2 separate regions of the Homo sapiens genome follow, and region 2 is linked to region 1. A link is an interaction called in ENCODE POLR2A ChIA-PET data of the cell type or tissue named here. Cell type or tissue: IMR-90. All regions are shown on one strand. Links, peaks and the distances in the headings refer to the core of each region. The heading gives the core; the rest is flanking DNA.

Region 1 (6,010 bases), core at 317-5,316:
CCCAGAGTGGTGGGTGTTCATTGTCAGGGCTGCAGAAAGAAGAAACTGCCCGTGCTAGGTAGCAAAAAGCTCTTCATTGAAAAGATAGAGCAGGTAGTAATATGGTACACTCGAAATCAGCCAACTGGTCGCTCCAGGAGTCTCTGTGTTTGTGTTCCAATAAGGGAGCTCTCTCTGGATCTGGAATGCTTTTCCTGGTCTAAGAAAATCTCCCTTGTTTTTCAGCATACTCTGCCAGTCTCATCTATATACTTTAGTAATTTCGATTTTACCCTACCAAGCAAACATAACAGTGCTCGTCCATAGATTCTTCAAGTGTCCATATCTTCTAGGCACTCAGCATCTCATCTCTGCCCGGAGGAACAAGATATTTATACTATGCATTACAGAAGAGCCTTTAGTAATCATTGATCTTTTTTTTTTGTCTTAAGCTTCGCAAATATTAGAAAATATTTTATACTACCTTTTAAATATGCAATATGATATAATTACTAGGTTCACTCTCTAATCACAGCCTCTTTCTGAGCAGATAAAAAGAAAAAGGTGAGGGAATACATAGATAATTTTTTCTATTTCCATGGCTGAAAGTGTGAACCTGAGGAAAATAGAGTACTCCTGACCCAGAACTGGGGCTTACCCAGCTCTTAGATGAGTAATGGATCTCATACTTTAATGCACATCAGGGTTGCTAAAAATGCAAGTTCCTGGACCCCCACCCTAGAATCTGCAATATCAACAAGCACCCAGTCACAGAACTCACTTTGAGAAATACAGGTCTGAATCATTCATCCCTCTTTAGCCACATTGATCATCTGACCTACCAGATGATTATTCACTGCCCCCCTGATTCAGCCGTTTGTCTCTCAAAAATAACAATAGTATTAATAATATCCCTGTTTACTGAGGGCTTCCCCGGTGCCAGGCAGGGTGCCAGGCATCCCAGGTGTATTATCTTATTCAGTCCTTGTAACAGCCCTATGGGGGCAACATTACTATTCCAATATTACAGAGAAGTAAACCGAGGCTCAGAGGGAATGTCACTTCACTGAAATAATTCTTTAAGTAGTAGGTTGACAGAACTGGGTTTGGGACCCTACTCTGGCTCCAACACTCTTAATTAACCACTGTGCTGAATTTTAAGAAACGCAGTGCTTCCTAAAGAAGCACAGGAGATTGTTATTAGGCAGTACACTTTCAAGTGATTCTGTTTTTAAAAATATGCTTTGTTTGATCATCACAGAACAATCTATGAACTGTTAATTGAAGTTTTGACATATGCTTTCTATTAGTGTCAAAAGATGCTAATAAAATTCATACCTGTAATTTAAAAGCAGTTTAACCTGAAATACTTAAGTTATATCTTGTCAAATTTTTCCAGCAGTGTTGGTAAGAAAATAAACCTAAAGTATAGTTGAGAGGGTTTTAAACTGTGAAGAGAAGGCCTAGTGTGGTGGCTTATGCCTGTTTAATACCAGCACTTTGGAAGGCCAAGGCAGGATGATCACTTGAGCCCAGGAACCCAAGACCAGCCCTGGCAAAATAGTGAGACCCTGTCTCCACAGAAAATAAAAAATAAAAATTAGCCAGGGATAGTGGTGTGTATCTGTTGTTTGTCCCAGGTACTTAGGAGGCTGAGGTGGGAGGATCACTTGAGCCTGGGAAGTTGAGGCTGCAGTGAGCCATGGTCGCGCCACTGTACACCAACCTGGACGACAGAGCAAGACCCTGTCTCCAAAAATATATAAATAAATAAAAATAAAGTGTGAAGAGAAAGTAATATTCAGACTGACACATGGTCACCAACTTCCATGTACCACTTAATCTAGCAATGACAATGGCAGAGTAAAGGCATCTCTAGCAAAACCACATTTCTGACACATCTTTGGCCTTGAGGTTAAAGCACAGGGCTAGTGGTTAACCAGTTCCCACCAGCTCTATAGGGATGACTGTGGGCATGTGTGTGGTTGAGACTGCCTGTGTGTCTTGGGATTAAATGAATGAAAAGCCTAGATGTACAAATCAAATTGATTCTCCACTTCTGAGGATGGTAAAACATAATCCTTCTTTTCTTCCTTTTCCTTGATTCCCACTGTAGGTTTATGAGAAACTGAAGGACCATATGCTGATCCCCGTGAGCATGTCTGAACTGGAAAAGGTGGATGGGCTGCTCACCTGCTGCTCAGTTTTAATTAACAAGAAAGTAGACTCCTGAGCTGCAGAGTCCCCCCCGGTAGCCGGCAAGACCGCACAGGCAAGGCCGATGACTCTGTGCCCACTCCTGTTGTTTTCCTTGACAATCTACTGTGCCACTGTGCTACTAACTCTTGTTTACAAAATTTGATTCTAAGTTGAATTGCTTCATTCAACACCCCCACCCTCCCTCCCCTCGAGGTGGTACCTAAGCTGTGGATTTGCTAAATGAATTAAGCAACCTAGAAGATACAGAGCTAATGAATTATCAAAATGTGATTAATCCCAGTAAGGAAACACTCATTTAGTGTCTGTATTTTTGGTGTGAAAATTATTTAGTTGCCAGTATATTCTGAAGAATGTCTTCTTGATCAGTCAGATAAGCTTGCTTTTTTTTTTTTTTTTTTTCATGAATCATGTTTGGTTCCTGTGAAAGTCCCTGGTCCAGGGATCCTCCTCCTTTCTCTTTTACTTCTGAATTCTGAAATTCAGTTAGTTACTTTTGCCTTTCGCTCTTCTATCACAGCCACCTTGACCTTGGGTAAAACCCAAGGTCTTTCCTTCTGGCTACCTTCCTGCAGGTCCACCCTGTCTGCCATTGGTCTCCTCTGCCTCTGACTACATCTGCCACCAACAACCCTCCCCTCACCCCTGCCAGGGGCAGACAGGCTTCTCAGCAGAACTGTGACTGAAATCAGAGCTGCTGTCTGGGGCAGTGTTAACTACACAGAGGCACATCCTGACAGGGTTTGCCCCAGAGATCTAAATTCCAGAAGGAGGGCACCACACCTAGGAAGGTAAATCCAGTATCAGAAGGTTGCTAAAAGATTAAAGATCAAGAAGCTTGGAAACATCCCATGGGTACAATGTCTTAGAAAGTCTTTAAGTCACATACCATGAATTTTTGCTTCATTACTGACCATATATGACCTTGGAGGAACTCTTTTTTTTTTTTCCTTCTACTCATTTCTGTTTCCACCTACCCTGACTCACCGTATTTCCAGTCTTCTACCCCTGCAGTTATCCTAGTCCAGCAAAGTCATTTCTTTCAAAAGAGACATCATGTCTGAAAATAATTACTGGTAGTCTAATATGAGCCAGAGTAAACAGCTCCTCATGGTCAATGAACATGTTCAGGAAGCGATCACCTTGATGCTTGAACCCAACCCCAGACAGTGGACAATTCTACTTTGAAATATCCGTGAATATTTACTGTGGGATCCAATTTAAACTTCTTTCTTCTCTAGCCTTTAAATTACACAACTTTGAACTGACACGGATCTCTTACAAAGAACAATGCGGCACTGAAGGAAGAGATGATTCCTTTACTCAAACCTGCAGGAATCAGCCTATTAACAGGCAGGGGAAACGGTACTTTCCAATGAATGGTAACTGATCCAGGCACATTATCACACTTCCTAGTCATCTCCACCTTTCCTGTATTGCCTGTGGCTTGTTGTTTAAGATTAAGAATCAAAGAGATTAAGAAGTATCACTTCAAATCTTGCTCTGCTCACTTCTATGTTTGCAGTCAAATTATTCCTTATGTTGGTGACCTAAAGAGAATTACTTTCATTCATTTCATTTCCCCCGTAGCAGATGGAAGGAGAAACCTCTGAGAAAATGAAAACATCCTTAACCACTATCTTTCCCTTTTATTTGATTATTTTATGTCAGAAATTTGCAAAAGTTTTTTTCTCCTCCTTCTCTTCCTTGTTGCTTAACTTTTTAATTCATGCCATATGCAGATATCCAATTATGTGCATCCTGTGAATAAACCACGTCTTGGTCACTGTCATATTTTGAACCATCTCATCAGAGATGAATAATATCTTTTTACCAGAGAGAGAACGAATGTTAGCCACATGCCCAAGTTAACAAAGAAAAAATGTTCTCAAGGTTGTCCTTTTGGGTTAAATCTGGCCCTTCCTTGGCAAAAGCAAAAATTCTCCCTGTGAGAGCTCAACATCTCAAATACAACCACAGGAAAAATGGCCCAATCTGCCAGTTTAGGCTTACCAGCATATAATTTTTAATATCTTTACTTCTATCATCCCAAATCAAAGAACTCTTCTCTATTATGTTTAATCAATTGCAAGCAAATAGATTTTTCTTTGTAACAATTTGTTCTGCAGAAGGCTGTTTTTCACTTTTCCTTTCTTTTGCTTCTTTCTGTCTTTCCTTCTCTTTTGTCTGGAGAAATCACTTAGACTCTGTGTGCCTCTTCTACATTGCATTCTGCTCTGCTATGTTACCTGCTAGGCTGGCTTCTTTGGACTCCCTATATGATTGATGATGTGAAAACCTAAATTACTTGCAGCATAGTATTACTTCTTTGATGTTCTCATTAGCATAATGTTATTTTTGAAAAGGAAAGATACTATCACATAAGTTTTCCTCATCTGTTGTGATATACACCAATGGATAAACTAACGGAAACTGCTTTTTGACATTAAAAGACAGGAGAAATTATATTTAACTAAGTAAAAGTTAAGTCAGAATTACTTGGGTGATGTGATTCAATTTAGTTAAAGGATGATATAGAGAAAATACATTATTTAGCATTATTTCTTCAGCTATAATGAATTGCTATAGAAATCAGGCAGATCTTTCTAATGTGTATTGATTGGTCTTTTCAGCTACTCTGAACAGATTACTAAGGCCATCTCCTCATCTCTAAGGGAGAAAAATAGTCTGTAGATGAATAATGTAAGGTAAAGAGTTGCATGTCAGTCTTTGTAATTATTTACACTTTAACTTTCTCCAGAACTCAGACATGATTTCAACATGGTGTTAGATTTGTGCATTTTATTTTCCTGACCACCTCATTCCAGCCAATGTATGGTTATCCACTCTGTGTGCCAAAACCAATCATGCCTTTCACGGCCCTTTAGTTCAGAGAAGTTCTGCACTGATTTTTAGTCTCTTGATGTCTCAATCTTACATGTATACCAATCACAATGGAATAAAGTGTTGAGTTGTACTGTGATCAACAGTGTATGTCTCTTTTCTTTGCAACAGAAACTGCCATGGGGAATGAAGTCATCATTTCTTTGCTGTCAGTCATGGGATATTTTCTCTCTTGTCCCTTAGGCTATGAACTTAGAAAAATACCATACCTGTAAATCAATTGCCATCAAAGCTTGGGTTAAAATAATATTTGAAGTGATACTTCATACTTCAGGCACTTAAAAAGTGTGCATAGTATGTACACCAGGTCAGGAGAGCTTGAGTTCCCCTGTGCCTCTCCTCAAAACGGCGTCCCTTCATCCCTTTCACTGTTAACCATATTCAGCACATAGTCAGTTATGTGGTTCAGTTATGGAGGCAGGTAAATGATTTTTTTATTTGCTCATTCATACAAGAGTTTGTTTTTGTTATATAGTAAGCATCTTTTAGCAAATTTGAAGGTTTTTTTAAATGAGGCTTTTTTCAACAAGTTTTTTCAATCTGTATTGTTTTCTTTCAATGATTGTAAAAATAACTGCTTACTGTTAAAATCCAAGCAACACAAAAAACTAAGTAAATTTAAAAACTACCCCACAATTTTATCACCCAGAGATAACTATTATTAACATTTCAGAGAATAATCACAGATCTGTAAATAGATAGCAGTATAAATATGCAATAATTTTACATAATCATGCTGTTCTGTAGTCTGCTTCCTTCGACTTAGCAATATTGTTGGCCGCTTTCCATCTCAACAAATGTAGATCTACATCATCAGTTTTAACAGCCCTGAATATTCTACAACACGGTTATTCAAGCAGCTCGTTCTAAATTATACATAGTGTTATGTCACAGATAGTCAATATGCCCA
Region 2 (6,010 bases), core at 372-5,371, 120 kb before region 1:
GGAGTGTCCTGAACCATAGGGGAATTAGAGCTCCTATTGATGGGATGCAGAGCACATTTCTTCAGATTAAGACACCGCTCATTTATGTGGATGTTTTTCATCTGAATATTTGTGCCAAAGGAGAGCAACAGAGGGATACTCACTTGTAAACAAAGGGGGGTGGTACAAGGAGGAAATGAATACTTCATAGAACTCTAAAATAAACCAACCAGATTTTCAGAACCTCTCACTCTTAATAATTCCTGCCATTCCTTATCTCTTAGAGCAGAGATGATTGAGAGAATTAAAGAGTAGGCTTAGTAATGGTGAAAACACAAATTCTGATTGGTAATCCAGGATAACAACTTCAAAGTAATAGACCTTGGTGTTCTAACATAGGGGTGTCCGATCTTTCGGCTTCCCTGGGCCACATTGGAAGAAGAAGAATTGTCTTGGGCCACACATAAAATACTCTAACACAATAGCTGATGAGCTTAAAAAAATCACAAAAAAATCTCCTAATGTTTTAAGAAACTTTACAAATTTGTGTTGGGCCGCATTCAAAGCCGTCCTAGGCCACATGTGGCCCATGGGCCATGGGTTGGACAAGTTTGTTCTAACAAGAAAGGATGATGAAGATGCTGGCTCCTGACTACAATGGGTGGATATTTACTGCTGAACACACAGCACTGTATAGGGTCTCCAAGGCCTCCATGTCATCCTTGGGTTAATTAAAATAAGGGATGAATTTAGGGATGCAGCCGGCTCCTCTTTCTGATGATTCAGCGTGAAGGAAGAGGGTAGTTTTGCAGAGAAGAAATCCTTCCAGTGTTTCTGTCAAGGATTAGCCTGTTGATGAGGAAATTCAGACATCAAAGGTCAGTGTAGCTTTTGGTTAACATTTTGCATAATTCAGACTGACTAAACTTACAATTCCTGGTAACTCCATTTGAATCTTTGGCAAGCCTTGGAAGTAAACGGGAGCTACCTCCAGGCTCAGACTAGCAATCATATTACTAGGTCAATGATTTTACATTCTAGTCAGATTCCTTTAGGTTGCAAATAACTGAAACATATTCCTGCAAGAAGGAGGAGGAAGATTGTAAGGATAGACTCAAATAGAAACCACAGAATCATTAGGGACATGAAGTCTCTCTTTCTACTCATGCCATCTCTTCTCACTGTCCACTTGCTTCATTCAATTCTCTGGTTTATCTTAAGCTTCCTTGTGGCCCACTCGAGTTTACTTCATATTCCTGTAACTTAGCTGCTGTGGCTTTCTGACTCAGATTTCCAGTTTCTCAACTTAAAATGTTTAAATGGAGAGCCTCATGGGCCCATGCTAATTTTTTGATGCAGGCAACCAAGTGATATATAGCTGGCCAGCCTATAAATAGACTGAATTCAGTTCAGGTGCCCAGCTCTGGTTCAACCAGATGTAGCTTCAGAGGCCAAGATCAGAGTGGGTTTGCTTAGAGCAGCAGGCATATTTTTGCATATAAATAGGCAGGCAGTGATTGGTGTCTCCTGTGTAGCTGACCTCCTCATGCTAATAAATGAATCCAAACACTGACCTGTCATGAAAGAAAGAGTGCCTTGTGTGGGGAAGCCACATTCTGATCTTTTATTCCATTGAGTTTTAAAATTCAATGATGACCACCTTTCTTTCTTCCTGTTGAAAGGTGGCCTGTCCTATATCCTTTCAGTGAGACACACGTCTCTCCTATCCTAGGTGAAATTTAAGTATAATGTAAAATGCTGTTGCTGCAGGAATAGTGTACATCAGGAAGAAAAGGGGCAAATAGGAAGAGAGAAGGAGAAGAAGAAAGGAGGAGGAACTAACTGGAAATGAAATCCTCAGTTTCTACCCAGAAACTTGATACATCTCCATGACACTAAGCCATATGCTAGAGGATTGGGGGAGGGGTGGCAGGAGAATTGAGGGAGAGGGAGAGGAAGGGAGGTGGGATTGAAACAAGGGGGCAAATAACAGGAAGGAAAGGATTTTGGATATTAGGCCTCAAAAGGTAGAAATTCCACCTTGATGTCTTTGGCGTGATGTTGCCAAAGGATAGGACTTGGAATGGACATGATCAAGTGGGCCAGGTGGGTTTTCCATTTTCCTTTTTCCTGAAAGCCCACCAGTAGACAATTGATATGGTTAGGCCTTATGTCCCTACCAAAATCTCATCTTAAATTGTAATCCTCATAATCCCCACATGGCAAGGGAGAGACCAGGTAGAGGTAATTGAATCACGGGGGTGGTTTTCCCCATGCTGTTCTCATGATAGTCAGTGAGTTCTCATGAGATCTGATGGTTTATAAGGGGCTCTTCCCCCTTTACTCGGCACTTTTCCTGCCTTCTTGTGAAGAAGTTGCCTGGCTTCCCTTTCAGCTTCTGCCATGATCGTAAGTTTCCTGAGGCCTCCCTAGCCATGTTGAACAGTGAGTCAATTAAACCTCTTACTTTTATAAATTACCCAATCTCAGGCAATTCATAGCAGTATGAAAGCAGACTAATACAACAAGTCCATGAGCAATTGCTGGGGCGGTACAGCTCACAGCATGAATGTCTCAACTTCTGACATGCCACAGTCAGACATGCACCAGAAAATAAGTGTCTGGCTGTTCCTGATGTCCTTACTGGACTGTAATATTTTGAATTTGCCATTCTAACAAGTGGTCAGAATTGCAGATGGCATTTAACTATTGGGATTGCTTCATTTGGCTTTAAAATGTAACATGAAGTCAAGTGTGATGGCTTATGTCTATAATCCCAGTATTTTGGGAGGCCAAGGAGGGAGAATAGCTTGAGGCCAGGTGATTGAGACCAGCCTAGGCAACATGAAGAGACCCTGTCTCTTAAAAAAAAATTATCTGGGAATTGTGGTACACACTTATGGTCCCAGCTATTCAGGAGGCTGAGGCAGGATGATTGGGCTTAGGAGATCAAGGCTTCAATGAGCCATGTTTGCACCACTGCACTGCAGCCTGGGCAACAGAGCAAGACCCTGTCTCAAAAATAAATAAGTAGGTAAGTAAATTAATCCAATGTAACATGATATTTTCATTGAGCATATACCCTTTAGGAAGGACAGAAGGACCTCATTATTCTTTCACATATCTTCACTTGCTTTTTACGTTAACCGTCTGTCCTAAATTGATGCCATATAGTCTGGCGTGCAGATTCACATTTGTCAAGATTTCTAAATATTTGATCTTAAGGCACTGTCTAGTATTGCACAAATCACTAATCTTTTATGCTTTTTTCTTGATAATTAAAAAAGAGTATGCTTAAAACTCCTGAATTCATCCTCGTAACCTAGTTCAGATGCCCCTCCTCCTTGAAGCACCCCACACTCCTAGAGCTATCATGTCCCCCTGTGATGCTTAATACTGAGTGTCAACTTGCTTGGATTGAAGGATACAAAGTATTGATCCTGGGTGTTTCTATGAGGGTGTTGTCAAAGGAGATTAACATTTAAGTCAGTGGGCTGGGGAAGACAGATTCACCCTTAATCTGGGTGGGCACAGTCTAATCAGCTGCCAGCACGGCTAGAATATAAACAGGCTGAAAAATGTGAAAAGAGAGACTGGCCTAGGCTCCCAGCCTACATCTTTCTCCTGTGCGCGATGCTTCCTGCCCTAGAACATTGGACTCCAAGTTCTTCAGTTTTGGAACTTGGACAGGATCTCCTTGCTCCTCAGCCTACCAATGGCCTATTGTGGGACCTTGTGATTGTGTGAGTTAATACTTAATAAACTCCTTTTTATTTATATATCTATTCCATTAGTTCTGTTCCTCTAGAGAACCCTGACTAATCCCCCTACTTTGGTCAGCACATAGCGCTCCATATTGTCCTTACTTATTTGCATGGTTACTCACACATCTATGAACTCCTTTCCCACAGCACCTGTGACCTTTTCACTTCTGAGCCTCCAGCACAGAGCACAGTGAGGAGCACACAGTAGGCGCTCAGTGAATGTCTTGAATTGAGTAGACTATATTCAGTACAGTTTAGCACTCACAACATTCTCAGGACCTACCCTGTGGGGCCACATTGTAGGTGGAACTTTGACACAGGACTTGAGGTCAGGATGCCTGTGGTTAAGCCTAGCCTTGTTCTTAAGAGTATGTGGCTTTGCCTGGGAGAGACACAACAAAAAAAGAGAATTTTAGACCAATATCCTGGATGAACATCAATGCAAAAGTCCTCAATAAAATACTGGCAAACCAAATCCAGCAGCACATCAAAAAAGCTTATCCACCATGATCAAGTGGGCTTCATCACTGGGATGTAAGGCTGGTTCTACAAATGCAAATCAATAAACGTAATCCATCCTGTAAACAGAACCAAAGACAAAAGCCACATGATTATCTCAATAGATGCAGAAAAGACCTTCGACAAAATTCAACAGCCCTTCATGCTAAAAACTCTCAATAAATTAGGTATTGATGGGATATATTTCAAAATAATAAGAGGTATTTATGACAAAACCACAGCCAATATCATACTGAATGGGCAAAAACTGGAAGCATTTCCTTTGAAAACTGGCACAAGGCAGGGATGCTCTCTCTCACTACTCCTGTTCAACATAGTGTTGGAAGTTCTGGCCAGGACAATCAGGCAGGAGAAAGAAATAAAGGGTATTCAATTAGGAAAAAAGGAAGTCAAATTGTCCCTGTTTGCAGATGACATGATTCTATATTTAGAAAACCCCGTCGTCTCAGCCCAAAATCTCCTTAAGCTGATAGGCAACTTCAGCAAAGTCTCAGGATACAAAATCAATGTGCAAAAATCACAAGCATTCTTATACACCAATAACAGACAAACAGAGAACCAAATAATGAGTGAACTCCCCTTCACAATTGCTTCAAAGAGAGTAAAATACCTAGGAATCCAACTTACAAGGGATGTGAAGGACCTCTTCAAGGAGAACTACAAACCACTGCTCAACGAATAAACAAATGGAAGAACATTCCATGCTCATGGATAGGAAGAATCAATATTGTGAAAATGACTATACTGCCCAAGGTAATTTATAGATTCAATGCCATCCCCATCAAGCTACCAATGACTTTCTTCAGAGAATTGGAAAAAACTACTTTAAAGTTCATATGGAACCAACAAAGAGCCCCCATTGCCAAGACAATCCTAAGCCAAAAGAACAAAGCTGGAGGCATCATGCTACCTGACTTCAAACTATACTACAAGGCTACAGTAACCAAAACAGCATGGTACTGGTACCAAAACAGAGATATAGACCAATGGAACAGAACAGAGCCCTCAGAAATAATACCACACATCTACAACCATCTGATCTTTGACAAACCTAACAAACATAAGAAATGGGGAAAGGGTTACCTATTTAATAAATGGTGCTGGGAAAACTGACTAGCCATATGTAGAAAGCTGAAACTGGATCCCTTCCTTACACCTCATACAAAAATTAATTCAAGATGGATTAAAGACTTAAATGTTAGACCTAAAACCATAAAAATCCTAGAGAAAAACCCAGACAATACCATTCAGGACATAGGCATAGGCAAGGACTTCATGTCTAAAACACCAAAAGCAATGGCAACAAAAGCCAAAATTGACAAATGGGATCTAATTAAACTAAAGAGCTTCTGCATGACAAAAGAAACTACCATCACAGTGAACAGGCAGCCTACAGAATGGGAGAAAATTTTTGCAATCTACCCATCTGACAAAGGGCTAATATCCAGAATCTACAAAGAACTTAAACAAATTTACAAGAAAAAAATCAACCCCATCAAAAAGTGGGCAAAGGATATGAGCAGATTCTTCTCAAAAGAAGACATTTATGCAGCCAACAGACATATGAAAAAATGCTCATCATCACTGGCCATCAGAGAAATGCAAATCAAAACCACAATGAGATACCATCTCACACCAGTTAGAATGGCAATCATTAAAAAGTCAGGAAACAACAGGTGCTGGAGAGGATGTGGAGAAATAGGAACACTTTTACACTGTTGGTGGGACTATAAACTAGTTCAATCATT

What was found. Peaks named below come from ENCODE experiments on the same cell type or tissue, not always from the same donor. Only the 100,000 strongest peaks of a DNase experiment are listed, where the experiment ranks them.
Region 2: POLR2A ChIA-PET joins it to region 1 with 27 read pairs; 1 of 35 experiments calls an interaction of 5 or more read pairs at or near these places.

The regions. Positions count from the first base shown.
Region 1 is chr1:85,317,654-85,323,663 of GRCh38, reverse strand. It overlaps DDAH1 (dimethylarginine dimethylaminohydrolase 1), which reads left to right. Exons shown (of 6, transcript NM_012137.4): 6 at 2,096-5,179. The coding sequence ends at 2,212. Among named protein-coding and RNA genes, the nearest start is that of BCL10, 44 kb to the right of the region's middle. In IMR-90, for the core only: no CTCF peak of the experiment used is centred there; DNase peaks (open chromatin) are centred at 793, 1,903, 2,643 and 3,143; H3K27ac peaks cover 1,518 bases.
Region 2 is chr1:85,442,616-85,448,625 of GRCh38, reverse strand. All of the region lies in intron 1 of DDAH1 (dimethylarginine dimethylaminohydrolase 1), which reads left to right. Among named protein-coding and RNA genes, the nearest start is that of DDAH1, 20 kb to the left of the region's middle. In IMR-90, for the core only: no CTCF peak of the experiment used is centred there; DNase peaks (open chromatin) are centred at 1,255 and 2,515; H3K27ac peaks cover 1,101 bases.